2 separate regions of the Homo sapiens genome follow, and region 2 is linked to region 1. The links are chromatin loops, found by intact Hi-C in ENCODE. Cell type or tissue: Caco-2. All regions are shown on one strand. Links, peaks and the distances in the headings refer to the core of each region. The heading gives the core; the rest is flanking DNA.

Region 1 (16,769 bases), core at 4,187-12,186:
TAAAGTATCTCATGTACCCCATAAATATATGTGCCTACTATATACCCACAAAAAATAAAAATTAGGAAAAAAAATAAAGCTTTGTCCTAAAATGTTTACTCAATCATTGTCTTAATGCTATTTAACAAAGTTTGATAAACAGTAAGTGAGTCTTAAGGAAGGTTTTTGAGTGCTGTACATAACTTTAGGGAAGGATCACTGCAGCCATTATGAGAAAGACTGCAGATTGGGTGAAACTGGAGGATAAATAGTAGCAGTCCTGTTAGAAACTCCAGGAAAGGCAGTGAGTGGCAGAACATGCTATCCAATCATCATGAAAACACTGCAGTTTCTAAGCCTCCACCTTACAGGAAAGTTCAGAAACAAGGGCATAGAAAATTGATTTGCAAGGTGCTGTGCCAAGATTATTTCTTTTGCATGTCTCTCTTTGTTTCACTTCCTTGCATTATTTTCTGAGTGATTCTGTAGACAAGGCATAGGGATGAATTCATTCTGGATTTAAAAACTCTATTTGATAGCACCATCTTCTGTTCTGGTCTTAGTGAGGAAAACAGAGCTTCCCTGAGTCGCCATGATATCATTTAGTGATGAGGCTGGAAAAGGACCATAATATGAGGAAACCCTGGAGGATCAAATCTGCTAACTTTGATACATTTGTTTATTGAGTCAACATACATTATTATGTGATGCTACTGTTTCTAGGTTTCTGCTAGGTGATTGAAGAGCAAAATGTTTGGACGAAATAATGACAATCTTCCCTTTCTCATGGAGGTCCCACTGTAGTAGGAGAGATAAGTAATCAAATAATTTTAACTGTATTATTTAGTATATGACATACACCTATAAATCTATATTTATAATAAATATACACAAGTAGTAGAGGGAAACATTGTATATACGTTATAAAATGTATTATAACTACATTATACATTGGAATACTAAGAAAAGTAATATAAATGAAAGAGAAAATGCACTCAAAGGTATGAATGTATGTGGAGAATGACTCAGGACCACAGGCATGCATTTTATTACCCTGATTGATATTATTAGGTCGCAGTGACAGAGACATTTCTGAAAGTAGCGCATACCTACTTTATTTATTCAGTAAGTAGTTTTTGAACACCTGTTGTGTTCCAAGTAATGTGCCTCATGTTGAATATAGGTCGTAGTACTTACATAGGAGGCTCTTGCTTTCTGACCCTCTCTCAGCAGAGAAAGTGAGAAGTGTAATGGGGAAAGACCCCCATTATTTGTGACTGATTTTGTTTTACTATTTTTGTTTTTACCTGCTGGCTACTTTGTCCTTTATCTGGATGTGTCTTGTGGAGATTGATGTGGTTTCTTCTTCTTCTTTTTTTTTTTTTTTTTTTTTTTTTGAGACATATTCACACTCTGTCACCCAGGCTGGAATGCAGTGGCTCAGTCTCAGCTCATTCAACCTCTACCTCCCTGGTTCAACTGATTCTTATGCCTCAGTCTCCCAAGTAACTGGGACTACAGGCATGCACCATCACACCCAGCTAATTTTTTTTTTTTTGTAAGTAGAGACAGGGTTTCACCATATTGGCCAGGCTGGTCTTGAACTCCTAGCCTCAAGTGATCCACCTGTCTCGGCCTCCCAAAGTGCTGGGATTACAGGCATGAGCCACTGTGCCAGGTCAGTTTCTCCCTTCTTCACATTCCCACATAATTTTGTATGAACCACTAGTTTAATGGATGTTCTGCAATTTATCTTCCAGTGGTGAGGGCCTTCAAGTATTTGTGAATGTACTATGATGTGCAGGAACTCAGATAGAAATTGGACACAGAAAAATAAATTAGGCATATATTCTTTAGACACAAGGCTCAGAATATTATAGAGGAAATACACATATAGGTGCATAATTGCCATACTAAGTGAGGTGGTAGAGATATATATTGGGTAAAGAGGTGGAACAGAGGGAATAAGCATTTATTTCTTCCTCATAGTAGAGATGGAGTAGAGAGAGGGATTTCAGAAAAACTTTGTAGTGGAGCTATGAGAGTTTAGAAAGAATAAATTAATTATTTAGAGAAGGAAAGGCCTTCTGTGCATAGGGAACAGCATTTGCAAAGGCACAGAGGCACAGGACAAGTAATTGGATTTGGCTAGAGTAGGACATGAGTTAAAAAGACAGAATTCAAACCATAGGAATCTGGAGCACGCCAGGTCAGACACTAAGCAGAAGAAAAGAGAACAATGGAGTCTTATGGAGAAGCAATAGAAAGTACAGAAGCCCCCTAATGGAAAACTTACCAGAGACACTTGCCAAGAGTCAATCTAGAAAAAGGACATGGCTCTACTCCTGGGGTACTGGGGCATGAGTGAATGTGGGTCACATTTAAGGCAGCCTGATAATGCCTGCTGCAAAAAAGTCATTGTTTCTCCTGTGTTGGTTCTTTGAGTCTCATTAGTGAACATCTCAGTGCACAGACACTCTAATTAGATTGGTTTGGGTTCCTAGATTAGATCTGAATTTTTACAAATGTTTCTTCCCACCAAAGCCATTACTCTTCAAAAGCCGGAGCAGTGCACAGACTTACTTCAGAGAATTTTCCTGGCCCCCGGGACCCTAATTAAAGGAAGGTCTAGACAAAGAGGAGAGCTTTGCCTATCTTTCTGAACATAGGGTGGTGGTGTCACAGAGCGATTTTTACTGCCAGTTAACTTTGTGTCTATGGTAGTTCTTTTGAGGATTTTCTGCAACTGTCTGCCCTATTGCTGCTGCAATGGAAATATTCAATTGAGGCAGCTCTTATCAATGGGTGGAATGCTTCAGAAGAGATTGGTTATGGCTCATTGGAGCTTTATTCAGATCTTACAGGAAGAAGGCCTAACAATGGAATTGATGTTTTTTGGGGGAAGCCAGTGTTTACATGAGTGGACGGAAGGCGGAACAGAGAAATAGGGAGCTCAGTGCTCTATCTTAGAAGCTTGTTATAAAAGTGATCAGTCATCCTGTAGTTTCTAGTAGTTCTTTCTAGCTGTATTTAGCTATTAACTTCTGGAATGTCCTAGCTTGGAATTGATAATTTTGTGGCTTTCAGAATTTCTACGTTTTCTTATAATAAAACCAAATGGTTAGTTCTATATATCTGTGGTTTATGATACTTCATTATTTTCCATATGGTCAGGATAGACCAACTATCTTCTTATGAGTGTTCAAGTGAGTAGTTGGTTTTATTATTCTAATTTTTCAGGTACAAAATTGAGGGCTTAGGGTAGTTACAGTTTATATCACTTGTTCTATAGGCAACTGGGGGAGCTGGGATAAAAACCAAACTTCTTCTATGACTAATGTTAAGTAAAATTTGAATAAGTTCAGAATGAATCATGATGATGATATATTTTATCTTTAAGAATATTTCCTAGTTTTGTCCACTTAAAAGAGCTAGAAGTAATGATAGCATAGTAGATATGAACATCTGTAGTGTTTCCAGTGTGGTTTCCAAATACCATTTCCTAATAAAAGGTAACAGATCTTCTTGGGAAAAAAAATGATTTTCAAGAAAAAGACTTATTCTAGGTCTTAGGTAGGAAAATGACAAGATGGAACTGAAATATTTTGTTATGTCAGAAAGCAATTAACCTATCCACCAAGATATGGAGTGTCATCATAAAAGGACTCGAAAGCCTACCAGCTTCCACTGGTCAAAATAAGGCAATCTGAGCATCAATAAAGATAATAATTATAATGGGTTAAAACATAATAAAAATGTTTAGATCCATGATTTCATAAAGATATTATTTAAAAATCACCTGATTACTAGATTTGGAAATACTAGGGAACCTATTTTTTGTTTTGAAAACGAATCAATAGGAAGAATAAAACATTTACCTTGTTGGTTCTATACAATTTCAAATTCAAGGTTACCAAATAAGTGAAATGAAATTTCTCTTTATAGTGGTCTTGTACCTAATCAATTATGAAGGAATAATAGAATATCACCATTTTAAATTACTAGATCTGCAAAATATTTGTCCATGGTTACAACATCATAAAAAGACAATTAGACATCATGTGACTTCTAATGGAAGTATACCTAACAACTCATGAGGAGTCTTGCGTAAAATATTGCTCCTCAGTTTGATCAAATCTAGATTTAACTTCCAATTCATGGGAGATATAGGGAACCATAACATAAGATAATATGATCAGAAAAAAATTATACTGTCAGAAGCACTACAGGAGAATTTTTTTTTATTTAAAAAAAGCATATTTTTAAACAAATACATTGCAAGAGGAGAGTGATAGAATGAGGAGATCCTGTAGATTAAAAGAAACGTAAGAGACATGCAAACCATATATAGCCTTGTTTTGCAGCCTGATCTGAACAAACTTTTTTTCTCATCATACATTTATTTATTTATTTTTAAATTGACACAAAATTGTATGTATTTATGTGAACCATGCGATGTTTTAAAGTATACATACATCGTAGAATGATTAAATCTAGCTAATTAACATATGCATTACCTCACATAGTTATCATTTCTGTGATGAGAATACTTTACACCAACTCTCTTGGCTTTTTTCAAAAATACAATGTATTATTAACTATAGTCAACATGTTGTACAAGAGATCTGTTGAAATTTACTCCTCCTATCTGAAATTTTTTATACTTTGACCAACATCTCCCCAACGGCCACCACATCACCCCAGTCTCTAGTAACCACCAGTCTACTCTCTATTTATATAAGATCATTTTTTTGAGCAAGCTTTTTTTTTAAATTGGAAAACCAAGAAATGTTGAATCTTCATTAACTATTTCATGATTTTAAAGAATTTTTGTTGGTACTAGAGTTATTTTTAAAAGCAAGAGTCTTTATATGTAGATCTTCTTAAAATATTTACAGATGAAGTGAAATGATGTCTGATTTTGCTTCAAAATAATCTGAGGGAGTGGTTAGGAGTATAGATGACATAAAGTTGGTTGCAAGTTGATCATTATTGAAGATGAATGAGGAGGTACACAGTCTTATTTTAATGTATTTGAAATTTTCCTTAATACAAAGAATGAGAGAGGACCCAGATATTTCTGACTCCACGGACAATGTTCTTATTTTATGTTCTATACTCTTGTTTAATTTATTTATTTATTTATTTATTTATTTATTTATTTATTTATTTATTTTGAGGTGGAGTTTCGCTCTTGTTGCCCAGGCTGAAATGCAATGGTGCAATCTCGGCTCACTGAAACCTCCACCACCCGGGATCAAGCAATTATGCCTCAGCCTCCTGAGTAGCTGGGATTACAGGTGCCTGCCACCATGCTCAGCTAAGCTTTTTTTTTTTTTTTTTTTTTTTTTTTTGCATTTTTAGTAGAGATGGGGTTTCACTATATTGGCCAGGCTGGTCTTGAACTCCTGACCTCAGGCGATCCACCCGCCTCAGCCTCCCAAAGTGCTGGGATTATAGGTGTGAGCCACTGTGCCCAGCCTATACCCTTATTTTTAATAAGCTCATTGTTAAGGGTTACCAGACAAAATAAGAATTACAAGCACCCATGCTAGAAAACTCCATTTGCTTCCCAACTCCCTTAGCCATAGCTTATACCTAAGCAGATTTTATATGATGGGAGCTTAACATATATGTTTACTGAGCTAAATAATAGCTATATAGGTGAAACATACAGATACCAATAATTATTTGACATGTTGAACATGTATGGAGGAAAAACTCTGAAACAGGAATCAAAAACCTTTAATTCTGACTCTAGATCAGTTGCATTAGAGTTGAGACATTTTAGGCTTCTCTGAGTTTGAGTAGGAATAGTAATTACCTTTATAGATCTTTTGAGAGGCTCCAGTGAAATATTGTATGTAAACATCTCTACTAAAGCTATAGTGTTATATCAGTGTAAGATACTCTTATTGATTAGTACAAAATTTAGATGCCATGAGACCGCAGAGAAGGAAATGATTCTCACAAACTTTGGAGCTCTGAAGATTTCATGGATGAGCAAGTACATAAGTTGAACCTTGGAGAACAGAAAATGCTTAGTCTGGCAGAAAGGATGCTACAGAAAGAGAACACAGAAAGATCAAGGATTCAGAGTAGGAATGAATTTAGCATTTAAGGGGCACAGGGTGATGGAGTCAGACAGTGTCAGAACTGAAAGGGATCTTAGAAATTGTCCAGAACAAATACTTTATTTAAGTGTTGAGAAAACTAAGGCCGTGATAGGATAAGTGTTTTACCCAGGATGAAAATAGCTAGTAAGTGACTGAGCCAACGACTTCAAATCACATCATTTTTCCTCCTATGAAAGCTTCCTCTTAGTAGTAAAATTTAGACTACTAGAGCTGAGGATGTAAGATTGATTAAGCAGGGTGAGATCAATTGATTTTTTTTAAGTCTTTGACTGTTAGATTTTAGATATTATCTCTTATGTAATTGAGAGTCTTGGTAGATTTTAAGCAAGAGAGTTATAGGAAGAAGCAGTGGGTTGAGAATAATGTGCTTCATACATAGGAAGGACTAAAGGTTGAAACAGCAAGATGCTACACGATGCTACTGCAGTTTCTCATATGTGAGGATGAGGACTGCCAGAAAGGTACGCTGATGCTGGTGGGATAGAGAAAAAGAGTGACACTCTTAAGAGGAAAATTAAAAGTGATCAATGACAGATCCAAAATAACTATATAGGACCATGTAGGACTGTAAGTGTATTCATATATTATAAAATTTTGCAAAGAAGAGTGTAAAGAAGATATGTTTTTTATGATAGAGCCATCCCTATCCCACTCCTCCATGTAATAGATATTTCACAAACAGTGAGAAACCTGAGATTCAGAGAGAAGAGTTGATTTATTCAAGTTCTCATAGGTGGCAAATGATTGAGTCAAAACTCAAGTCTAGTGCCATTTCCACAACCTAGGATTTCTTAACCCGGGATTCATAGATCTTCCAGGAGTTAATGACTAAGCTTCAGTTATTCACTAAGCCCTATAGAGATATACGCAAATATTTTGAATTACTCATTTTAATGTGTGTGTGTGTGTGTGTGTGTGTGTGGTAGGGGTAGTTAGTGGGAAAGAGAATGTGTGTATGTAGGTGGGTGGGTAGGAAGCCAGTGGGAAAGAATGTTCATAACTTTTACTAAATCCTCAAAGTTATCTTTGATTCCCCAAAACTTAAAAACTTAAAGGTACCTAGTGATATATTTAAAGCAATATTATTTTGGATAAATATTTAATCAAGTTATATTTCTCTCCTCTCAAAAGTTTGTCTTTCCCATCTAATCCACCCCGGATAGTATCTTGGAGTGTGGGGAAGTTTACATGTCTTTATAATGGGAGTAAACACCTGGGCTACATGTGTGTGTCTGTTACCCGTGGGGTTTTGCAGGTATCCATGGAAGTGTTTCTTGTCTTGATTTCCAAGAATCATACTGATATTGTCAAGTGAAGATTGTGGCTGCTAATGGTATTCCAAGCATCTTCTTTTGGCATGGCTAGAGATCGATGACTTGGCTCTATCTTGATTCCTATTTGGGCTTCAATTCTGCTTCTTGCATCCTAGGTCTGTCCTCCATCCAGCCTCTGTCTTAGACCCTGCCCTCTGCCATCTCTGTTGTATATCACTATAGAAGCTGCATGGGTAGGCTTGGAATCTCTCGACTACTAAAAGTTGTTCAGCACTGAGGACATGGAAATATCTTGTTTCCTTCCATACTACATGGCTGCAAAGAGTAATTTTGGGGTGACATCTCTGGTCCACTCTAAACATGAATATTCTTTAAAATCATTTTTGTCTCAACTATAACTACTGCGGTTGTCAGAGGGTCTCAGTCTTCAATTTGTGTCTCCTAAAGAGGAGCAATAACATTTCATAAGATTGTGGTAATAAGAAGTAGTATGTTTATAAATGTCTTAGAATACTTTCTGGCACTTAAAGGACAATTTCTATTATTATTATTATATTATTATTTTATTATCATGTATTAGGTCGTTTTCCTCTTAGTATTCTTGATGCTACCACAAAGCTTGAAACAGAATAGAAACTTAGTAAATATTTGATTAATGAATGAAATCAACTCAGGGAGGAGGTCCTATGTGGTGCTAAAATAACAGCAAAAAGCAATCAGAAAACCCTTAACTAACTTCTCAGTTTACCTACAGGTATTCCAGAAAATATATGTTTGGTATGTCAAAACTACTAAAATATCTGTGTTTCAAATTATATTCTCCAGAAGTATATACTGTCTGAAGAAACTAGATAGTTTCTGAATGTTTTCTACAAACTATTTGTTTACTTTGTGACACTAACTTACATTCAAAAGATACCTTGTTTTGTATTTTTATATTCTGTGCTCCATCCACATTTGGTAGTTCCAAACTTAGATTGAAATTACTTAGAAAGTATACACACACACACACACACACACACACACACATTAAGTTATGATGAACTTTTGGCAGACAATGAAGTCTTGTCGCTTTTTTTTTTTTTTTTTGTACAATCCTGGAGTAAAGCACTTCACAATTCATAGCTTGACTCTATCCTTTATGTTCCTTGCTTTTAGCTACTCAGCCGTTCTAAACAACTGAGCAGTTGCCATCTAGTGGGAAAAAACTATAATGGCATAAAGGAAGCTGAATTCAAAACAATCATTAAGATGAATATACCTGGAAGAAGGAAGTTAAATCCATCCACAAATTTTGCGATAATAGTATCATTTGTTACTAAATGTGTATATTGGAGCTATAGGGAAATATCTGAATTTTAAAAATGTTTTCAATTCAATGTAAGAGAAAATTATAACCACAATAAGATGTCACCACATACCTATTAGAATGATACAACAACAACAATAACAAATGACAGTACCAAATGTGGATAAGGATGTTAGGCAATCAGAATTCACACACACTGCTGATGAGAATGAAAAAATGTTACAGCCACTCAGGAAAACAGTTTGGCAGTTTCTTATAAAGTTAAACATAAACTTACCATAAATCCAGCAATCTGAGAAATATATCTTTGTTCCAGTTCTTACAGGAAATGTTTTCAACTTTTTCCTATTCAGTGTGATGTTTCCTGTGTGTATATTATATATGGCCTATATTTTTTTGAGGTATGTTGCTTCTATGTATAGTTTTTTAATTTTTTTATCATGAAGTCATGCTGAATTTTATTAAATGCTTTTTCTTTGTCTATTGAGATGATCATATCGTTTTTGTCTTAATTTTATGTGATGTATCATATTTATTAATTTGAGAATATTGAGCCATCTTTGCATCCCTAGCATAAAAACCATTTGATCATGGTGTATAATCTTTTTGATGTGATGTTGGATTGGGTTTGCTAGTAATGAACAAAGATTTTTGCATCTTTGTTCATTAGGAAAATTGGTTTATAATTTTCTATTTTTGTTGTGTCCTTGCCTCGTTTTGGTATCAGGATGATACTGGCATGGTAGAATGTATTAGGAAGAATTTTCTCTTCTTTGATTTGAACGATTTTAGGAGGATTGGTATTAGTTCTTCTTTGTATATCTGGTAGAATTTGGTTGTGAATATCACAATCTGGTCCTGGTCCTGGTCCTGGGCTTTTTTTTTTGTTGAGAGATTGTTTTGTTATTGATCCTATCTTATTATTGATCTGTTCAGATTTTCTATTTCTTCCTGGCTCAATACGGGGAGGTTGTACATTTCCAGAAATTTATCCATTTCCTCTAAGTTTTCTATTTTATGAGCATGTAGTTGTTCATAATAGTCTCTGATGAACTTTCATGTTTCTGTGGCATTAATTTTAATGTCTCCTTTTTCATTTCTGATTTTGTTTATTTGGTTATTCTCTCCTCTTGGTTAGTCTAGCTAGAAGTTTATCAGTTTTGCCTCTCTCCTATTTAACATAGCACTGGAAGTCCTAGCCAGAACGATCAGGCAAGAGAAAGAAAGAAAAGGCATCCAAATTGGAAAGGAGGAAGTCAAGTTATTCCTGTTTGCTGATGATATGATCTTGTATTTAGAAAAAACTAATGACTCCACAAAAAAACTCCTAGATTTGATAAGTGAATTTAGTAAAGTTGTAGGATATAAAATCAATGTATAAAAATAAGTAGCATTTGTAGAAACCAAAAGATCTAGCAGATAAAGAAATAAAGAAAGCAGTATTATTTACAATAGCAACAAAAAAAGAGTACCTGAGAATAAATTTCACAAAAAAAGTTATATTAGGGTTCTCCAGAGGGACCGAACTAATAGGATATGTGTGTGTGTATATATACATATATATGTGTGTGTGTGTGTGTGTGCGCACATATATATATATGAGAAAGGGAATTTATTAAGGAGAATTACTCACACAATCACAACGTGAAGTCCCACAGTAGGCCATCTGCAAGTTGAGGGGCAAGGAAGCCAGTAGTGGCTCAGTCTGAGTCCCAAAACCTCAAAAGTAGGGAAGCCGACAGTGCAGGCTTTCATCAGTGGCTGAAGGCCTGAGAGCCCCTGGCAAACCACTGGCGTAGGTTCAAGAGTCCAAAAACCAAAGAACTTGGAGTCTGATGTTCAAGAGCAGGAAGCATCCCTCACAGGAGAAATAGAAAGGCGGGAAGACTCAGCAAGTCAGCTTCTTTCACCTTCTTCTGCCTGCTTTCTCTAGCCATGCTGATAGTTGATTGGATGGTGCTCACACATAATGGGAGTGGGTCTTCTTGAGGGTGAGTCTTCCTCTCTCAGTTCACTGACTCAAATGTTAATCTCTTCTGGCAACACCCAGATACATCCAAAAACAATAATTTCCCTCCTTCAATCCAATCAGCTTGACACAATATTAACCATCACAGAAGGTGAAAGATGTCTACAAGGAAAACTACAAAACAATGATGAAATAAATTGTAGATAACACAAATAAAAAATCTCATTCTCACGGACTGGAAGAATTAATATTGTTAACATGACTATACTGCTCAAAGCAATCTACAGATTCAATGCATTTTTTATCAAAATACCAACAATTTTGCACAGAATTAGAAAAAGCAATTTAAAAATTTTATGGAATCAAAAATGAACCAGAAGACTCAAAACGTCTTAAGCAAGAAGAACAAAACTGAGAGAATCACATTACCTGATTTTATATTCCAAGGCTATAATAATCAAACCAGCATGATACTGGTATAAAAATAAAAAGACACATGGATCAATAGAACAGAATAGAGAATCCAGAAATGAAGCCACATAACTACAACCAACTGATCTTTGATAGACCTGACAAGAACATACATTGGGAAAAGGATACTCTTTTCAATAAATGGTACTGGGAAAATCGGATTACCATATGCAGATGAATGAAATTGGATCCATATCTCTGGCCGTATACCAAAATCAACTCAAGATGGATTAAAGACGTAAACATAAGACCTGAAACTATAAAAATGCTAGAAGAATACCTAGGGAAAACTCTTCTGGATATCGGTCTAGGCAAAGAATTTATGACTAACTCCTGAAAAGCACAGGCAACAAAACCAAAAATAGACAAATGGGGCTTAATTAAACTAAAAATCTTCTGCACAGCAAAGGAAATAATTGACAGAGTGAACAGACAGCCTGCAAAATGGGAGCAAATATTTATAAACTATTCATCCAACAGGGAACTAATATTCAGAATTTACAAGGAACTCAAACAACTGAACAAAATCAACAAATAATCCCATTAAAAAGTGGGCAAAGGACATGAATAGACATTTTTCAAAAGAAGACATACAACTGGTATATGAAATAATGCTCAACGTCACTTATCAAGAAAAGCAAATTAAAACCACAGTGAGATATCTTACCCCAGTCAGAATGGCTGTTTTTAAAGAAACAAAATAAATAAATAAATAAATAAAATAACAAATGTTGGTGAGGATGCAAATAAAAGGGAACTCTTATACACTGTTAGTGGGAGCGTAAATTAGTCCAACCTCTATGGAAAACAGTATGGAGTTTTCTCAAAAAAATCTAAAAAACAGCTACTATTAGATACAGCAATCCCACTCTAAGCTATCTGCTCAGAGGAGAAGAAATCAATATATCAAAAAGATACCTACACTGTTACGTTTATCACAGCACTATTCACAATAGCAAAGATACAGAATAAACATAAGCATCCATCAGTGGATGACTGGGTAAAGAAAACGTATATATATATATATATATATATATATATATATATATATATATACACACACACATATACATACACACACAATGGATACTATTTAGACAGCAAAAAGAATGAAATTACATCTTTTGCAGCAACATGGATGGAACTGGAGGTCATTAAGTGAAACACAGAAAGTCAAACACAGAAAGTCAAATATTGCATGTTCTCACTCATAAATGGGTGCTTAAAAAAGTGTACATACGGACATACAGAGTGAAATGACAGACACCCAAGACTCGCAAAGGTGAGGAAGTGAGAGAGCTGGATGATAAGAAATTACTTAATGGGTACAATGTATGTTATTTGAGTGATGGATACCCTAAAAGCCCTGACTTGAGCACTATAACAATCTATGCTTATAACAAAATTACACTTCTACCCAGTAATTTATACAAATAAAAAAGAAAAATATATCTTTGCACAATATATTTTAATAATACTTATAGCAGATTTATCCCTAATCTTCTATAGCTGGAAAGATACCAAATGTCCATCAGGTAATTAATGGATAAAGTGTGGTATATCCATATAATGGAATACCCCTCTGCAATATAAGCAAATGAAATATTGGTATACATGACAACATGGATGACTCTCAAATGGATTATGTTAACTCAAACCAGACTCAAAATACTATATATTATATCGTTTTCACTAATATGCCATTATGGAAATTAGAAAACTTTTTGGACAGAAATCAGATCAGTGGTTGCCAGGACATATGGATTGGGAGAGGCTATGAATTATAAACATACATAAAAGAACTTTTGGGATGAGGTAAATGTTCTATCTCGATTGCCTGTAGCAGTGATTACATGAGTAGAAATGTTAATCAAACATCACAGGCCAGGCAAAGTGGCTTATGCCTGTAATCCCATTATTTTAGAGGCCAAGGCTGGGGGATTGCTAGAGCCCAGGAGTTCAAGACCAGCCTGGGCAACATAAGGAGACCCTGTCAGTACAAAAAAATGTTTTAAAAAATTAGCCAGGCATGGTCGTGTGTGCCTGTGGCCCCAGCTACTTAGGATTAGGTGGAAGGATTAATTAAGCCCAGAAGATCAAGACTGCAGTGAGCTGTGATCACACAACTGCACTCCAGCCTAGGAAACAGACCAATAACTTGCCTCAAACAACAACAACAAAAAGTGATAGAATTGTACATGCCTAAAAAGGTGTACCTCAATAAACAAAAAGGAGGGGATAAAATACTTAATAGGTTAAATAATCAGGCATATTTGATCACCAATATTTGAAAAACATAAGAAATATCAGTTATCAGAAATTACAGTATTATAAGCCCAGCAATAAGATATTGAAACAAACAAAAGAGCTCTTCGCACATACATCCAACAGAAGTTTTAAATGGACTCACTCCTTTCCTAATTCCTTTTTAAAATAATTTTAACTTTTATTTTAGATTCTGCGGGTACATGGGCAAGCTTGTTACATGAGTATACTGTGTGAGGTTTATGGTACAATTAATTATGTTACCCAAAGAGCAAGCATAGTACCCAATAGTTAGTTTTTCAACCTTGCCCCTTGCTGTACCATCCCCCTCCAGTAGTACCCAGTGTCTATTGTTGCCATGTATAACTCCCACTTAGAAGTGAGAACATGTGGTATTTAGCTTTCATTTTCTGTTAATTTGTCTAAAATTATGACCTTCAGCTGCATCCATGTTGCTGCAAAGAACATGATTTCACTTTTTTTATGGCTGCCTGGTATTTCATGGTGTATATGTACCCCATTTTCTTTATCCAGTCCGGCATTGATGGACACTTAAGTTTATTCCATGTTTTTGCTATTGTGAATAGTGCTGCAATGAACACACATGTGTCTTTTTGGTAGGATGATTTATTTTCTCTTGGATATATACCCACTAATGCGACTGCTGGGTTGAATAGTAGTTCTGTATTAAGTTCTTTCAGACATCTCCTAACTGCTTTCCACAGTGGCTGGACTAATTTACATTCCCACCAAAGGTGTACAAGCATTCCCTTTTCTCCACAAGCTCATCAACATCTGTTGATTTTTACTTTTTAATAATAGCCATTCTGATGGGTATGAGATGGTATCTCATTGTGGTTTTGATGTGCATTTTCGTGGTGATTAGTGATGAGCATTTTTTCATGTTTGTTGGCTGCTTGTATGTATTCTTTTGAGAAGTGTCTATTCATGTCCTTTTCTCATTTTTTAATGAGGTTATTAGCTTTTCGTTGGTTGAATTAAGTTTCTTATAGATTCTGGATATTAGACCTTTGTTAGATGCATAGTTTGTGAATATTTTCTACAATATGTAGGTTGCCTCTTTACTCTGTTGGTAGTTTCTTTTGCTGTGCAAAAGATCTTTAGTTTAATTGGATCCCATTTGTCAATTTTTCTTTTTATTGCGGTTGCTTTTGAGGATGTAGTCATAAATTCTTTCCCAAGGGTGATTTCCAAAATGGTGCTTCCTATGTTTTATTTAGGATTCTTAGAGTTTAAGGTCTTACATTTAAATCAATCTTGAGTTAATTTTTGTACATGATGAAAAGTAGGGGTCCAGGTTTATTCTTCTGCATATGGATAGCAAGTATCTCAGCACCATTTATTGACTAGAAAGTCCTCTCTCCATTGCTTATTTTTGTTGACTTTGTCAAGAGCAGGTGGCTGTAGTTGTGCAGCTTTATTTCTGCGTTCTCGGCCCCATTGGTCTATGTTTCTGTTTTTGTACCAGTGCCATACTGTTTTGGTTAATGTAGCCTTACAGTATAGTTTGAAGTCAGGTGATGCAATGCTTTAAGCTTTGTTCTTTTTGCTTAGGATTATTTTGGCTATTTGGACTTTTTGTTGTGTTGTTCCATATGGATTTTAGAATAGTCTTTTTTTAATTCTGGGAAAAAGAATGTTGGTCGTTTGATAGAAATAGCATTGAATCTATAGACCACTTTAGGCAGTATGGCCATTTTAATGATATTGATTCTTCCAATCTATGAGCATTGAAGATTATTCCATTCGTTTTTGTCATCTGTTGTTTTTTTATTTATTTTTTTGCAGTATTTTGTAGTTCTTCTGTAGAAGTCTTTTACCTCCTTGCTTGAATGTATTCCTAGGTATTTTATTTATTTTTGGCTATTGTAAATAGGATTGCATTCTTGATTTGGTTCTCAGCTTGAACTTTATTGGTATTTACAAATTCTACTGAATTTTTTACATTGATTTTGTGTCCTGAAAGTTTACTGAAGTCTTTTATCAGTTCCAAGAGTCTTTTATTGAAATCTTTAGGGTATTCCTGGGATAAAATTATATCATCAGCGAAGAGAGAGAGTTTGACTTCTTTTCCTATTTGGTTGCCTTTTATTTCTTTCTCTTGTCTGATTACTCTGGCTACAACTTACAATATTATCTTTAATAGGACTGGTGAGAGTGGGCATCCTTGTCTTGTTCCCCTTCTCAAGGGGAATGCTTCTAGCTTATGCCCACTTAGTATGATGTTGGCTGTGGGTTTGTCATAGAAGGCTTTTATTATTTTGAGGTATGTTCCTTTAATAACTAGTTTGTTGAGGGTCATTATTATGAAGGGATGTTGAAATTTACTGAAATCTTTTTCCACCTGTATTGAGATGATATGGTTTTTGTTTTTAATTCTGTTTATGTGAATCACATTTATTGATTTTCGTATTATTTGCATGGGTTTGCATATGTGGAACCAACTTTGCATCCCAGGAATAAAACCTACTTGATCGTGGTGGTTTAGCTTTTTGCTGTGCTGCTGGATTCAGTTTGCTAGCATTTGGTGGAGAATTTTTGCATCTGTGTTCATCAGGGATATTGGCCTGAAGTTTACTTTCTTCATTGTGTCTCTGCCAGGTTTTGGTAGCAGGATGATGCTGGCCTCATAGAATGAGTTAGGGAGGAGTCTCTTCTTGAAATCTTGGAATAATTCCAGTAGAATTGTGCTAGTTGTGTTTTATATGTCTGGTAGAATTCAGCTGTGAATTCTTCTCCAGGGCTATTTCTGGTTGGTAGGATTGTATTACTGATTCAGTTCTGAAACTCATTATTGGTCTGTTCAGGATTTCATTTTATTCCTGGTTCACTCTTGGGAGGTTGTATGTTTCCAAGAATTTATCCATTTCCTTTAGATTTTCTAGTTTTTGTTCATGGAGGTGTTCATAATGGTTTCTGGAGAGCTTTTGCATTTCTGTGGGATATGTTGTAATAGCACTTTTTTAGTTTCTTATTTGGATCTTCACTCTTTTTCTTTTTTATTCTAGCTAGTGGTTTATTGATCTTATTTATCCCTTCAAATAACCAAGTTTTGGTTTTGTTGATTCTTTGTGTGGATTTTGGGTTATCAATGTCATTCACTTCTGATCTTTAGTTATTTTTTTCTTCTTTTAGCTTTGGGGATAGTTTATTCTCATTTTTCTAGTTTTTCTTGGTGTGATATTAGGTCATTAACTTTAGATCTTTATAATATTTGATGTAGGACTTTAGTACTGTAAACTTTCCTCTTACCGCTGCTTTTGCAGCATCCCAGAGATTTTGGTATGTTGTGTCTCAGCTTTTATTTATTTCAAAGAATTTTTTTATTTCTGCCTTAATTTCAT
Region 2 (16,769 bases), core at 3,943-11,942, 400 kb before region 1:
CCTGTAATATTCTTGAGAAAGCCATTGCCATACCCTGAAAATTAGTGATGGGATATGGATTTTCTTAGCATGAATTCTTCTGAGAGCGTGTCAGTAAATTTTTTCAAGCTAGCCAGGACTGTTTTCTTCCTTGCATTCCATAGATCTTGAGTTGTGTGGCCAGTGGAACCTGGTGGAGGATGAAGTGGGGGAACAACGTGTGTGTGTGTGTTGGTGGGGGTGTGGTGTGTGGTGGGAGTGAAATCGATTACATAGTTTTGCTTAAAAAAAGTGGTAGAGAGTTTAACTTCTGTTATTTCCTTCCACTACTGGGTCCAAAAAGTCTTAGCAAAGAGTACGGAAAGTTACGATACACCATACGCCATTTTGTTGTTGTTCTTCATTGGGAATATATCCAAACGTGTGTGTGTGTGTGTGTGTGTGTGTGTGTGTGTGTGTGTGTGCGCGCGTGCGCGCGCGCGCATGCATATAGACAAATGATTTCATCACCCAGATTGATTCCATGTCTTTGCTATTGTGAATAGTGCAGCAATGAACATATGAGTGCAGGTGTCTTTTTGGTAGAATGATTTATATTCCTCTGGGTATGTACCCAGTAATGACAGTAACGAGATTGCTGGGTTGAATGGCAGTTTTGTTTTAAGTTCTTTGAGAAATATCCAGAGTACTTTCCACAGTGGCTGAACTAGTTTACATTCCCACCAGAAGTGTATAATTGTCCCTTTTCTTCACAACATCACCAACATCTGTCATTTTCTGAATTTTTAATAATCATTCTGACCAGTGTAAGATGGTATTTCATTGTGGTTTTGATTTGAATTTCTGTAATGATTAGTGATATCAAACATTTTTCTTTTAGGTTTTCTAATTTATGTGCATAGGGGTGTTCATAACAGAGCTTTTGTATTTCTGTGGGGTTGATGTTAATATCACCTTTGTCGTTTCTGATTGTGTTTATTTGGATCTTCTCTTTTTCTTTATTAATCTAGCTAGCAATCTATCAATCTTGTTTATTTTTTCAGAAAACCAACTTTTGGTTTCATTGATTTTTTTCAAATGAATTTTACATCTCAATTTCATTCAGTGTAGCTTATCTTGGTTATTTGCTTTTCTTTTGCTAGCTTTGGAGCTGATTTGCTCTTGTTTTTTTTTCGCTCCTTTAGGGGTGATGTCAGGTTGTTGATTTTAGATCTTCCTAACTTTTCATTGTAGGTGTTCACTGCTGTAAACTTTCCTCTTAACACATCTGTAGTTGTCTTCCAGAGATTCTGGTATGTGATATATCATTTTGACTCAGGAGCTACTTAGTTTAGTCCGAGCTATTCTGACCCTGAGAATGTTTAAACAATGTGTATGATTGTGAATACTTTTAAGAAAACTATACCAGTAATTTGGTTCAAGGAAGTGTTTTGGGAGGTAAATTCTATTAAATCAACTCAATTCTTTTTGTGAAATTTTCTATACTGATTACACATATTTGAGTACCTGAACTATTTATTCATGATCCTTTGCTAGGATGAACAAACTTTCATTTCTGAAGGGTCTAAAGCATTAGAAGTCCTGCCTGAATTAGATTCAGTTTCACAGTAACTTTTATTTATTTACAGCTTTACTGAAGTATAATTTATACATTATAAGATACATCCTCCAGTCAAGGTGGCTCACATCTGTAGTCCTAGCTACTCAGGAAGCTGAGGTGCAAGGATCTCTTGAGCTCAGGAATTTAAGACTACAGTGAGCTATGATCACACTGCTGTACTCCAGTCTGGGTGAGAATGAGACCCTGTCTCTAAGAAAAAAAAAATACATTCATTGTGAGTGTAGTGTTCAACTATGTGGGTTTTCTTGGTTTTATTTTATTTTATTCCAATTATTATAAAGTAAAGATGCCTTTTGGTACATGGGTCTTTGAATTTTAACATATGTAATCATCATTGTAATCAAGATATAAGACAATTTTAATTCCTCAAACCCTCTTTCCTTTTGCTAACTCTCTATAATCACCTTCTCCAACCACATCTAGTCTATGACAACCACTGATCTCTTCCTCATTGCTATAGTTTTGTGTTTTTGAAAAATATGTAAATGGAAGCATACACTATATAATCTTTTGAGACTAGCTTCTTTCACTCAGCATAATGCCATTGAGATACATTCAAGTTGTCGTGTGTATCAATAGTGTGTTGTTTTATATTGCCAAATAGCATTCCATTGAATAGATACAGCATGGTTTGTATAACTATTTGGCCACTGATGGACAAATGTTCTTTCCAGTTTTTAGGTCTCTAGGAATGAATTTTTTTTATTTTTGTTCATCTGGGAATGACTTTATTTTGTTTTCCTTTTTGAAGAATAATTTTCCCGAGGAGGTTTTGGTTGACAGGTTTTGTTTTTGTTTTTAACTTTAAGCACTTTGATATATAATTCCACTGTCTTTTAGCCACCATTCTTTCTTATGGGAAGTCAGCCATTAATCATATTGCTGTTTCTCTGTACTTAATGAGTCATATTTTTTATCTTGCTGCCTTAAAAATTTTCTCTTTTTCTTTCAACAGTTTTTCTGTGATGTATTTAGATGGATATTGCTTTGCATTTTTTCTATTCTGGTTTTGTTCAGTTTCATGGATCTATAGATTAGCAGTTTTTATCAAATTTTAAAAGCTTGGGGCTTATTTTTACTGTCTGTTTCCCAGTGTTTTCACCTTTTGGGACTCCCGTTACTTGTGTTGGTGTGTTTGATGTTGTCCTAGAGGTCTCCAAGGCTCTGTTAATTTTTCTTCATTTTCTCTTTGTTCTTCAGGTTAGATCATTTCTAATCTTCAAGTTTACTGATAATTTCTTCTGACATTTCAGAACTGTTGTTGAGTCTCTCTAGTGAGTTTTAAATTTCAGTTATTAAATGTTATACTTCAGAATTTCCACTTAAATTTTTAAAACAATTGCTTCATTTTTATTGAGATTTTCTGTTAGTTGAGTCATTATAGTCATACTTTAATTTTTTAAAAATGGGCTTTAATTCTTATAATATATTTGTAATATTTGCTTTAAAGTCATTGTTAGGTCTATTGTGTATTCATTAAGAGAGTTTCTGTTGACTGCTTTTCTCTTGAGCATGGATCACGCTTTCATGTTTCTTTGCTTGTCTGTTTTTAAAAAAACTAGACATTTTAGATACCAGATTATAGCAAATCTAGATTCTGCCTCCCACTCTGATGGTTGTTATTGCTTGTGTTTTGTTTGTTTGCAACTTTCCTGCATTCAATCTATGTAATCTCTTTCCCTGCAGGATTTTAATATTTACTTTTGTTTGAAATCCTGGCTTTCTATGGGTCACCCCTATGTCAGCATAGCTTAGTGGTCAGCCAATATTTGGTTAGAGTTTGTGCCTAAATATCTTGAATCAGCAAGGCTTCCACCCTCTACTGATGGATCTGTGTTTGGTTTGGGGATTCCATTCATAGTTCAAGTAGTTTACAAGCCATTGCCAACTTTTACTCTCTTTAGGTCCTCTATTCCCATGTCTCCTCTGCGCTTGTGGATTATATTCAGCCAGGGACACATAGAGAGACTAAGGCCTTCTCTAATCTCTCCTGAACAGTTTTAAGACTTTCCCATCAGCAGGGTGGTGTGAATAGCTTATCAAGGCCCTTTATGGCCGTCTCATTTCGTGGATCTTCCTGTTGAACTACCAATTAGTCTGCTGATGTTTTGCATGCCCCAACCAGCACTACAACCTAAGGTCACTGGAGCCACTGTTTATTCCTTTTGCTTGCCACTGAGACTGTTACTGTTACTGCCAATGCCACTGAGTGTGGATTTTTTTCTCATGTTCCACTCCAAATCAAGCGAGTTCCCTTAGGCTGCAAAGATACTGGTTCTTACTACTTTTCCCATCCTAATAGAACTAGCAAACTGAGCTGGATGGAGTGGAGATGGGAGCATGCCCAGTCAACGCTGACACTAATTTCCACTCTCTTACCTGTAGTTGAGTAGTTTTTCATGAATAAACATTTCTCAATTTGTTGTACACTTTTGGTCATTTCCCAGAGTCCTGAAATTGTTATTTTTAGCAATTTTGTCTAGTTTTTATACTTCCTTTTTTTTCTAATTCGATATATTTTTAATCATGTCTATTATAGTTAGCACTCAAATTAATAACATTAAAAGCAGAATTGGCAGTTCCCTTGTAAGATAAGTCAGTGGGTCCCATCCTAATAGGCAATGAACCGTTAGGTCATGACAGCCATATTTTTATTTGTTCTTTTCTCCCCCTTTGGCTTTTCATATAGGTATTCTGAAGAATTTTTTAAAGTTTTCTAGAGTAATCACCATATTCTCATTCCCTGATGTTTTTCTTCGGTTTATTTTTAGTCAAGGATAATTTTATTATGTAAAGTCTTAGCAATTGCCGGTTTTATTCTATAGATTTCCCCCCTGGGCCAGTGTTTTAGTAATATTCAGTATTGCCACTGAGATGTGATTTCGAGGTTGGTTTTTTGACTGCAAAGATATTACAATGTTCAGTATATCTGTTATCATGTAAATGGATTTTTAAAATGTTGATTATTTCTACCAGTAATATTCAGTGTGGTGTCAGCACATCCAGGGCTTTAATATAAAAATATTCTTTAAGGGGGATACTCTGAGATATACTTTATTTATTCATTATCGATATGGGCTGATTTTGATTTAATTTAAAATGTATATTCTTAACTTACTGTTAATAGGCATTGATTAAAATGATCTAAAGGAGTTTTTAAAATGAAATATATGATGAATTATAACTTGAAACCCGAGCCTGAGAATGGAAAACACATGTTCTAAAAATGGGAGGCTTTTTGAGCTGACTAATGATACACCGCTATGGATTTCAGCATACACAAGTGTCTGGGCAGGCAATTCTCCATGATAGGTCAGGATGTGACAGTAATCCTGGAATTATCACAACATGAATACACTACTACGTATCTATGTTCTGTCTTAAAATAGCCACTTTTAGCTTCCTCATAAACAAACTGTTAAAAGTTCCATAAAGGTAAATTGGGTCATTCTATAAATACAAATCTAAAATTCTCCATTTCTATGTATTTGCCCATTTATTTATTCATTCCACAAAACTTGTATTGAACATTCTTTACATATCTACTTATCAGGCATGAGTTAAAGCTGCTCTGTCCAATATGGTAGCCACTAAAGCTGCATGTGTAAATTGAGATGTTGGATACATATAAAATATGCAACAGATTTCAAAGACTTAGTACTAAAAAAGAAATGTAAAATACTTCATTAATAATTATATATTGATTACATGTAGAAATGGTAATAGTTTGCATATATTGAGTTAAATGAAATATATTATTTAAATTAATTTTGTTTCTTTTTACTTTTTTAATACAGCTACTAGAAAATACAAAATTTTACTATGGCTCACAATTGTGGTTCATATTATGTCTCTATTTAACAGTGCAGGAGATACCAGAGATAAGACATGTGTTCAGAAAATCTACAGTGTAGGCACATGGAAATTCTCAAAAAGTTCATAGTTTAATGTCAAAACAAACTAAAGAAAAAATTTTAGTGACTAACTAAATGATAAAGAAATGAGCTTTGGTATTTTGTTGACATGGATTAAAATCTCTTGGCTGTAACTTAGTATGTGACCTAAATCAAGTGACAAACTCTAGGCCTCAGTTTTCCCTTACCTATGAAATAGAGAAGTGGCGGTAATTATATCTACCTTACATGGCTTTTGTGAAGATTAAATGAAATGATATTTGGGAAGTAGTTAGCAGTCACTAACATACAGATAATGCTTAATATGTAATATATGTGATAATGATTATGTTAATTATGTTGATTTCGATGAGGATGATGGCACTTAGCTGTAAGTATGCAGAGGGTGTTATGAGGACAAAGGTGAGGGACACTTAGCTCAAATGGGTAGACAGTGGAAAGTTATGATTAAGAATCAGCCAAGCAGATAGAAGGGTGGAAAAAAGAGTATTAGTGGCACTGGGAAAAGGTTTTACAAAAATGCATGGAGTCATGAGAGAATCTCACCTTTCCTGCTCTCACAATGAGATACTCTACATGAGCATGGGCAAAGTTCTGTAGAAACTGCAGATGCCATTAGAACATTTAGTCCAAAACAACCAGTTATGCTACTAAAAGAAAAGTGTGCGTGCATAAATTAGTGGAAGACTTCCTAAATATCCAAATTTATTATATAATTCTTTAACCCATATCCTGTCTAATGGGAAGACTTCCAAAATCAGGTAAAGATAACATAATGAATTTGATTGATCAAGTAAGCAAGAGCTTCTTTATAAAGAAAAAGCAGATAGAATAGACATTTTGTTAAGAGAAGAGTAAAAGGGTAAAACATGATTGAGGATGCTATTTTGAAATTGGCTTTTGCACCATTTTCTGCAAACCAAACTGCATCTTGGTGTATCTGTTGCCAAAAAGTAAGCTGAACTGAAAATACAAATGCTCACAATATAAAATCATCCATTGGAAATAAAAGAAAAAGCAGACAAAATAATGAAAACACTTCAATGCTTATAGGTAAGTGCTATTTGGGGGATGTTTTAATAAGCAAATGTTTATTTTAGTTGCTTAGAATATTCTCTTGGATTCTAGATACATAAATTTCAACCCACGTTCCCCAGTTGCCATAACAACTTGATACATTTGTTCTCTTGTGTCATTTTTTATCATATCAGTTTTTTTTTAAATTGGTTGCTATGATAACACAGTATAGTTGTTAAATTTATTCACATTTTGCTCTACTGGAAACTGGTAACTTGCTTTTATTTTTTTTTCCAAAGAAGTTCATATTACAGAAGTGTAACATGAAAAATAGTGGTCTAACTTCTAATACTGTTCAAGTTTATATTAAAATTTTAACTATGTGTATTAATTTATGCCCTAATAGTATTACCTCTGTGACATGGAAGATGGCTAATGATTACCTAATTCCACTCTGAGGGAAGAAACTAACCTTTACTGTACCAAATGAGGGAAATGGGCAGTTCTAATAACAGTTATATCTCCAAGCATGGCTTCAACTAGTCTCACTTGGAGGAAACTGCTTGGTGGTATCAGGAAATAGTCACACCAAAAGCTGCCATTACTGGTTTGCTTATTAACTACCTTGTTTCTCTACAAAATGGGAGCTTATTTATTGCAACGAATGAAACCTTGGCATAATAGAAATTCCTAATCTATGCACACCTGTTCCTAAAAAAAAAAAAAGGAAAATCTCTTTTATAAAAAAAAATCCCCTTGTTTAGAATTACATATTGGAGGATATAAGGCTATGCATAAGTTTGTTTTAATTTATGCAGCTAACTCCTACTGTTTTCTCTATTTTGATTACTTTTAATAGTACTTTCATATTGACTAATTACATCTCTTAAAATTGATCATGCTCTGGTCCCTTCCAGCTCTAAACATAATTATAATCTGAACAAGCTATGTTGAGAGGAATGCCAAGGGTTAAGGGACAAAAGGCAAGGGACTAGGGTCAAAGAAACTTGGTTAAACCCTAATAATTACTGTATAACCCTTGGAAATTATTTATCTGCTGATTCTTAGTTCTCATATATGTAAAACAGAAAGGAAAATAATTAGCCTATAGATTTTTTGGTAGGAATTTAATGAGATAACATATTCAAATAGAGTGCCCAGCACATAATAGATGCTTAAACATCTTAATTGCCTCCTCCTTTTTTATTTTTTCCTTCCATTGAGGGTCAGTGAGAAAGAGTGAGAAGCAAGAAACGGATGGAGTTCCAGCTAAGATAATGAACCTAGAAATAGGGCAGCCTGTTTTCTCAACTAGTGATCTAATATTCAGAGGTAATAGGAGCATGGCTAATTTGGACTTAATTTGGACTGGAGTTGCTGTCCCTGATATCTCAGCCTGCCCATGCAGTAAATGGGGTACAACAGGACCAAGCCATAATATTCTGTGTGTCTTTTATTCCTGTTAGTGTTTATGTTAAAATGGTGGACCTGGACCCAACCACAGCCAAGATTTGATGTAGTAAGATAAATCCCCCTGGCAATGGTTTTGTTGTCATTTCTGAAATCAAATTTTGGCTGTTTTGGGACCTTGGTCACTTAAGTTTTCTTAGCCTCAGTTTGCCATTCATGTGTAGCAAAGTAATAAAAACATATGAGCATCTATAGATGATAACTACTTTGGGGTTTGTTAATTAGCATTAGAGGTAATATATTTTCAACAAATATTTGTTATGAATACTAGATTGTTGTGCTGATGGTGTTGTTAATTAACAATGGTAATGATTAGTCAGAATTTTAGAGCCTTAGCTAAAGTTGCCTGGGAATCAGGGCAGACTACTGTTCCAGCAGAAAAACAAAGAGGGATTTAGGTGCCCAAAGCTGATTCCATTCATACTGGATCACGTACTTCAGACAGTAAGGTAAATGCTATCCTCAACCACAGGTAAATATAAGAATGCTAATATTCTGCTAAGCTTGGTCAGGACTGGCTCCAGAAATTGAGAATGTTTTGCCTCCAGAATGAAGAAACAAGTGTCTTAGGAAGGCTGGAACTGACAAAGTTACTGTGATCTTGTTCTTTCTCTGTGCCTAAAGCACTCTTGAGTAATAAGCCGGAGCATTCTGGGAGATGCATCGACTCTGTCAGGCCACTAGGGTGTCATTTAGAATTTCTCTGCTGGAACAATGGAGTCATATAAATCTCAACCCACATTATCTAGTTGCCATGGTAACTTGTTGCACTTGGTTTCAAGTGTCTTTTGTGCCTCCCCTTTTTTTTCTTTTTGTTTTTAATCACCAGGATTTTTACTTTGCTAGTAATTTCCTAAATGTTGTTTTGTGGCTTCCTACCCTTCTATCTCCCAGCTAAATTTCTGAATATGTTGCTGGGGAGTGATTTCCACTTTAGAATAATAGCTGAATGTGTGTGTTCACACAGGCGTGCCCATAAGTCTACCCCACCCCATTTCTCTTTCTCTTTCTTTTCTCCCACACTTGCTCACACACACAGACAAATAATTATGTTAGAAAACTGATACATTTCTAAAGCCTTTCATTGCTTTTTAAAAAGCAGTTTGTGTTTCTTAAATAAAAATTATAATGTAAGTGGTTCAATTCTAGAACAACTAACTGATTTAGTATTTCCTTGCCAATTAAAATGTGTCAGGCTGAATAAAGAATATAATTCTTATTTCATTCTTTTTCTCCACTTGATCACTTTAACATGTTTAGATTGTGAAGAGAAGTGTGTTTCAGTGTAAAGAACACAAGGACAACTTGGTCTTACATTCAGACTCCATCATGTCTTAGCTATGCAACCTCAGGCAAGTTACTTAACTACTCTAAGCCTCATGTTAAAATGGGTTGACAGTTCCCTCGTAAGATATTTGTGAAGAATGAATTGGGATAACATAGGCAGAGTACTTGGAATAAATAGGTCCTACACTAGGTCCTAGGACATTAGAGACAAAACATTAATTCCATCACATCTAACCCCAACTACCAAAATGTATTCAAAAAATAAAAACTATTTATTTCTCACTCATTAGATGAATGTGTACTTTCTTCATCACCATACAAATTTCCACATCACAAAGATGAGGCAAATTTGAAAAATACAAAAGCAGAATGCTATGCAGTCTCCTTGCCTGGATGTTCACAATATAAATAATTGACAGTGAAGAGAGCATTTCCTGGAAGCCTGTAAGGGACGATGATCTCCTGCTACATTCAGTTAGGATCTTTTATCTAGGATGAAGCCTGGTTGAAAATATCGAGCTAATAGAGAAGATATTTAGAAATTATTTTATCTACTGGAAAACAATATTCATCACCACAACAAAATTCTCCTTTCATGTAGAAAGTGGCTGTGCTACAAGTACACTCTTAATACAAATGTGTTTAATCAGAAGCAAAATGAATACAGGAAAACAGCACTAGGCATGCAGGCAAGGGTTACTGCCTATTTGTGAGTGCAACTATTGGTAGTGTTGACAGGGAAAAAATAACAAGGGAACGGAAACAAAATTAAATTTTAAAAGGAGAACTGCAATTATATGACATGACACCTGCTTTCTAAAAGTATTGGGCTTTTCAGAGAGTAAGTCATAGAAAATTAAAAAGGAAAGAGATCACAGGGAAAATTCTTAAAAAAAACTCCATCTCCAATTCATAGTAACTTAAAAATATCTATTTTCTAATTTAATTGTACATTGTAAAATAACTAAAAGGGTGTAAGTGGATTGTTTGTAACACAAAGGATAAATGCTTGAGGTGATGGATTGATTCTCCCTCTATGTATATACACACATATATATACACATATATACACATATATATACACATATACATATACGTATACATATACATATACATATATATGGAGAGAAGGAGATATTCAAGCAACAGGAAGAGGAAGCCTGAAAGAAGAGAGAAATTATTTCTTCTTTAGTGCTAGTAAAATGGAAGTGCTAGGTGAATAAAAATTATTGAATAATATTCAATACTTTCATATTCTTGAAGAATATTAAATAATAAACAATTGATAAATTTGTTGATTAAATAAGATTTCTATGAATAATTAAAAAATTGTCTATTTGATTATAATTCAGAAACAGAATGGATTTTGGAATCCTGTCAAACCAAATTAGAATACTGGCTCTACCTTTTGGTAGCTGTGTAATTTTGGGCAAGTAATTCATGTCAGAAACCTCAGTTTCTTTATCCAAGACAGAAAAACTGAGTTCCAGTCTGGGTTCATCTATGAAAGTCTATGTAAACTTGGACAAGTCTCTGCTTTTGTGGATCTTTTCCCCTGATGTATAAGTGAGAGATTTAGTCTGTAGGTGGCAATCTCCATAAGTACATTTGCAGCTCTGACATTCCTGGGCTCTATGTTCTATTTAATGCTGATATTTAACTGCATTTCTACAGCTGAAGCTTTTATTTTCAGGTTTCTTTTGAAGCCACAATTGAGGTTGGATTCCAAAATCACATCCTGAAACTAACACAAAAGGGCAGCTTGTTAGGATTTTCTCGTTGCTGAATCTTTTTATTAAGTATGCAGTTTATTTGTCCCTAGGATCTGAGCTTGTGATAGTAAGATAACACAACATCGTTGGTTCTGTAGCTTCCACTCAACTTTAGTTAATGAAAGGACTTTGTGGTTTGCCCTCTCTCCCTTGATCATTAATGTGCCAGGCACTGTACAAGGCTCATTAAAAAAAGTTTAACAAAATGACATACAGTTATGCACTGTAGAAAATACAGAAATATATAAAGAACAGAATAAATGTCACCTATTATCACAAGATTCAGAAGTAATTACAACTGTTCTCTGGTGGATTTCTCAGTATGTATATGTGCTTATGTGTGTGTGTGTTTAATCAAACTTTGGATGGTATTAGTATATATTCTTTTATAACATACTTTTTCACTTAAAATAATCCTGCTGGCATTTTGACATCCATAAAGCTTCTTCTAGAGTATAATATTTAATAATACATAACTTTTGATCATATGACTATATTGAGTCTTAGCAGAATAGAATGGTCACAAAGGTTAAACTCTGGAATAAGCCTACCTGGTGTAAATCACAGCCACCTACTAGCTGTGTGTCCTTGGACAATTTGCTAAAATTCTTTAAATCTCAATATGCTTATCCATAATAATGGTGCACTAATAGTATAAACTTCATAGGCTATTGTGATGACTCAGTGAGTTAATCTTTGTAAAGCACTTGCAGAATAGGAAGTATTAACTACCGTTATTAACATTTATGTTGTTCAGTTTGCTACCTATCTTAAATAGATAGGTTTAGTTCATTTGTATTATTGTGGGTCCTAATGTCTTTAGACTTATTCCGCCATTTAAGGACATTGTTCATTGACCATCCTTTTCCTTTCTCCTTCACCCACCCATTTGTACCTCCTGTTGTACTGAAAATTTTTCTATGTTTTCTTCTTATTTTTTCCTCTGCTGGTTGGAAACATCTGATTGTCTTCTGTTCTTTAATTGGTTATCTTTTTGGCATACATAATAATCTATATATTATTCTAAGAAATCTAAAGTTATATTTATCTTTCTCAAATATGACAAGGACCTTGATGGATTTTAATAACTCATTGAATACTCCAGTCTCTCATATCCATACAATACTTCATATTTGACTTATGATATATTTTATTTATTTATTTGCTCACTATTTATCTTTGTACTTAGATATTCCTCTGAGTTTATTTTTCTTTTTGCTGAAGTACGTCCTTTAGTAATTATTGTTGTGAGGATATTTATTGTTAAATTATCTTAATATTTGTATGCTTGCACTCTCCCTTTTGCATGATAATTTAGCTGGCTATAAGCTTATAGGACAGCAATTATTTTCTCATGGCACTGTGAGCATATGTTCTATTACTTTTGGTTTCTCTGCTTAATTAAGCTGTTTTTCTGTAGATTGTTTCCTATTGTAGATCCTAAGATTTCCTTTTTATTCCTGCTGATTTTCAGTTTTACTCTTGTGTGTCTGAGTGCATATTTAATTTTATGTATGTACACTGCCTCTTAGAAAGCTTTTTCTATCGGTGGACTCATCTCTTTTTGAAATCCTGGAAAATTCTCAGCTGTATTTATTCAAATATTGCTTTTTCAGCGTTCTCTTCATCCTCCTTTCATGATACTCTGAGAAGATGTATATTGGACCCTCTCAATCTATTCTTCATGCTTTTGTACAGCTCTTTATCTATTTTAGATCTCAGCATTTTAGTGTTGTGTTCTGAGGGGATTTCTTGTGCTATCTTCCAATTTTTCTGCATATGTTTAGTCTATGGTTTATAATATCTATTAATTTTTGTTGCAATGACTATTTTTTATTCCATTTTTAATGGCTCTTTGTTATATCTGTCTTGTTCTACCTCTTGTTCCCTCTCTTCCTGTTTTCCAACATAATTTGTTTGGCTTTTAAAAAATTGACTTTGTATTTTCTTCTATCTCTGAGCATTCTGTTTATTGAAGATCTTTTTCATTCCTTTTATTATATTCATATTGGACATATTTACATTCTGATTACTAATTTTGCTATAGTTTTAGTATAATACTTTCTTCAAACAGTTTGGATTTTTGGATCTGTAGCTTTCTTTTAAAAACTATTTATTTATAAATAATCTAAAACAAAGAAAAGTTACAAAAATAGTAAAAAATAACCTGTATAACTTTTACTCAGATTCTCCAAAATTAACATTTACTATATTTGTGTTATTCTCTTTAGGCATAAACACATGCATACTTTTTTGGGGGTGTGGTTAAAGAGCAATTTGCCTTTTTTCCCTGAATACTTCACTGTGTATTTTCTAAAACCAAGTATATTCTTTTGTATAACCAAGGTACAATGATCAAAATTAGGAATTTAGCATTGGTCTAAATATTGTCTATTCTTATAGATCTTATTAAAATTGTATTAAATGTTCCACTAAATGTCTTTATTATAAAAAAAATTTGCTGGTCCAGGCTCTGATCTAGTGTTATACATTGCATTTAGTTTTCATGTCTTTTTAGTCATCTTCAATGAAGAATATTTCTCAGTCTACCTTTGTCTTTCAAGACCTTGAATTTATTTTTTTCCCCAAATATAAGACATTTATTTTGTAAAATAGCCTTTAATTTTTTTTCTGCTATTTCCTTATGATTAAATTCAAGTTATATATTTTTGGCAGAAGTACTACAAAAGGGATATATCCTTCTCATTACATGATTTGAGAAGGTATTTAAAATATATATTTGTTAAATTACTGATTATGCATTGTTCACTTGGTTAAGGTAGCTTCCAGATTATCTACTGTAAAGTTACTATTTTCTTTTAGTAGTTAATAAGAATCTCATAAGAGACACTATTTCTTTTCTTCAACATTTAAGTTCTGGGGTATATATGTAGGATGTGTAGGTTTGTTCCATAGGTAAAAGTGTGCCATGGTGGTTTGCTGCACAGGTCAACCCATCACCTAGGTATCAAGCCCAGCATCCATTAGCTTTTCTTCCTGATGCTCTCCCTCACTCTGCCACCCACTGTAAGGCCCCAGTGTGTGTTGTTCCCCTGCATGTGTCCATGTGTTCTCATCATTCAGCTCCCACTTATAAGTGAGAACATGTGGTATTTGGTTTTCTGTTCCTGTGTTAGTTTGCTGAGGATAACAGATTCCAACTCTACCCATGTCCCTGCAAAGGACATGATCTTGTTTCTTTTTATGGCTGCATAGTATTCCCTGGTATGTATGTATGTGTGTGTGTGTGTGTGTGTGTATATGTATATATATATATATATAAATACATATACATACACACCACATTTTCTTTATTCAGTCTATCATGGAGCAGTATTTCGGCTGTTTCCATGTCTTTGCTATTGTGAATAGTGCTGCAGTGAACATACATGTGCATGTTATCTCTATAATAGAATGATTTATATTCCTTTGGGTATATACTCAGTAATGGGATTGCTGGGTCAAATGGCATTTATGCTTCTAGATCTTTGAGGAATTGCTGCACTGTCTTCCACAATGGTTGAACAATTTTATACTCCCACCCACAGTGTAAAGTATCCCTTTTTCTCCACAACCAAGCCAGCATCTGTTGTTTCTTGACTTTAATAATCGCCATTCTGACTGGCATGAAATGGTATATCATTGTGGTTTTGATTCTCATTTCTTTAATGATCAGTGATGTTGGGCTTTTTTTCATATATTTGTTGGCTGCATGAATGCCTTCTTTTGAGAAGTGTCTGCTCATGTCCTTTGCCTACTTTTTAATTGAGTTGTTTTTTCTTGTAAATTTGTTTAAATTCCATGTAAACTCTAGATATTAGACCTTCGTCAGATGGATAGTTTGCAAAAATTTTCTCCCATTTGTAGGTTGTCTGTTCACTCTGATGATAGTTTCTTTTGTTGCACAGAGGCTGTTTAGTTAAATTAGATCCCATTTGTCAATTTTTGCTTTTGTTGCAATTGCTTTTGGCATTTTTATTATGAAATCTTTGCCAGTGCCTATGTCCTAAATGGTACTATCTAGATTTTCTTCTAGGGTTTTCATAGTTTTGAGTTTTATATTTAGATCATTAATCCATCTTGAGTTAAATTTGTATATTGTGTAAGGAAATGGTCCAGTTTCAATTTTTCACATTTGGCTAGCCAGTTCTCCTAGCACCATTTGTTAAATAGGGAAACCTTTCCCCATTGCTTGTTTTTATCAGGTTTGTCGAAGGTCAGATGGTTGCAGATGTGCCGTCTTATTTCTGAGTTCTCTATTCTGTTCCATTGCTCTAGGTGTCTTCTTTTTTACAGGTACCATGCTGTTTTGGTTGTTGTAGCCCTGTAGTATAGTTTGAAGTCAGGTAGTCTGATGTCTCCAGCTTTGTTCTTTTTGCGTAGGATTGTGTTGGTTATCCAGGCTCCTTTTTGGTTCCACATGAATTTTAAAACAGTTACTTCTAATTCTGTGAAGAATGTCAATAGTAGTTTAATGGGAATAGCATTGAATCTATAAGTTACTTTGGGCAGTATGGCCATTTTCACGATATTGATTCTTCCTCTCCATGAGCATGGAATGTTTTTTCATTTGTTTTTGTCCTCTCTGATTTCCTTGAGCAGTGATTTACAGTTCTCCTTGAAGAAGCTCTTCACTTCATTTGTTAGCTATATTCCTAAGTATTTTATTCCCTTTGTGACAATTGTGAATGGGAATTCATTCATGATTTGGCTCTCTGCTTGCCTATTGTTAGTGTATAGGAATGCTAGTGATTTTTGCGTATTGATTTTGTATGCTGGGACTTTGCTGAAGTTGCTTATCAGCTTAAGATACTTTTGGGTGGTGACGGCAGAGTTTTCTAGATATAGAATTATGTCATCTGCAAAGAAAGATAATTTGACTTTCTCTCTTCCTATTTGATTATTCTTTATTTCCTTCTGTTGCCTGTTTGCCCTGGCCAGAACTTCTAATATTACATTGAATAGGAGTGGTGAGAGAGGGCATCCTTGTCTTGTGCCAGTTTTCAAGGGTTCTGCTTCCAGCTTTTGCCCATTCAGTGTGATATTGGCTGGGGGTTTGTCATGTATTGCTCTTATGTTGAGGTATGTTCCTTTAATATCTAGTTTATACAGAGTTTTTAACATAAAAGGATGTTGAATGTTATTGAAGACTTTTTTGGTGTCTATTGAGAAAATCACGTGGTTTCTTTAGTTCTGTTTATGTGATGAATCACATTTATTGATTTGCATATGTTGAACCAACCTTGCATCCTAGGGATGAAGCCAACTGTCGGGTCATGGTAGATAAGCTTTTTGATGTGTTGCTGTATTCAGTTTGCCAGTATTTTATTGAGGATTTTTGCATCGATGTTCATCAGGAATATTGGCCTGAAGTTTTCTTTTTTTGTTGTATCTCCATCAGGTTTTGGCATTAGGATGATGCTAGCCTCATAAAATGTGTTAGGGAGGAGTCTTTCCTTTCATTTGTTTGGAATAGTTTCATTAGAAATGGTACCAGATTTTCTTTGTACCTCTGGTAGAATTCAGCTGTAAATTTATCTGGTCCTGGGCTTTTTTTGGTTGCTAGGCTATTTATTCCTTCCTCAATTTCAGAACTTGTTATTGGTCTATTCAGGGCTTTAATTTTTGCCCTGGTTCTGTCTTGGGAGAATGTATGTGTCCAGGAATTTATCAATTTCTTCTAGATTTTCTAGTTGATGTGCATAGAGG

The links. Peaks named below come from ENCODE experiments on the same cell type or tissue, not always from the same donor. Only the 100,000 strongest peaks of a DNase experiment are listed, where the experiment ranks them.
Region 2: it touches region 1 in a loop (3-fold over the local background); 2 of 110 quality-filtered maps call a loop at or near these places.

The regions. Positions count from the first base shown.
Region 1 is chr11:84,772,708-84,789,476 of GRCh38, reverse strand. All of the region lies in intron 6 of DLG2 (discs large MAGUK scaffold protein 2), which reads left to right. All of the region lies in intron 3 of LOC124902727 (a long non-coding RNA gene), which reads right to left. Among named protein-coding and RNA genes, the nearest start is that of DLG2, 850 kb to the left of the region's middle. In Caco-2, for the core only: a CTCF peak has its summit at 8,588 (motif pointing left); no DNase peak of the experiment used is centred there.
Region 2 is chr11:85,174,837-85,191,605 of GRCh38, reverse strand. The region is part of intron 4 of DLG2 (discs large MAGUK scaffold protein 2); the gene reads left to right. Among named protein-coding and RNA genes, the nearest start is that of DLG2, 440 kb to the left of the region's middle. In Caco-2, for the core only: a CTCF peak has its summit at 8,697; a DNase peak (open chromatin) is centred at 8,665.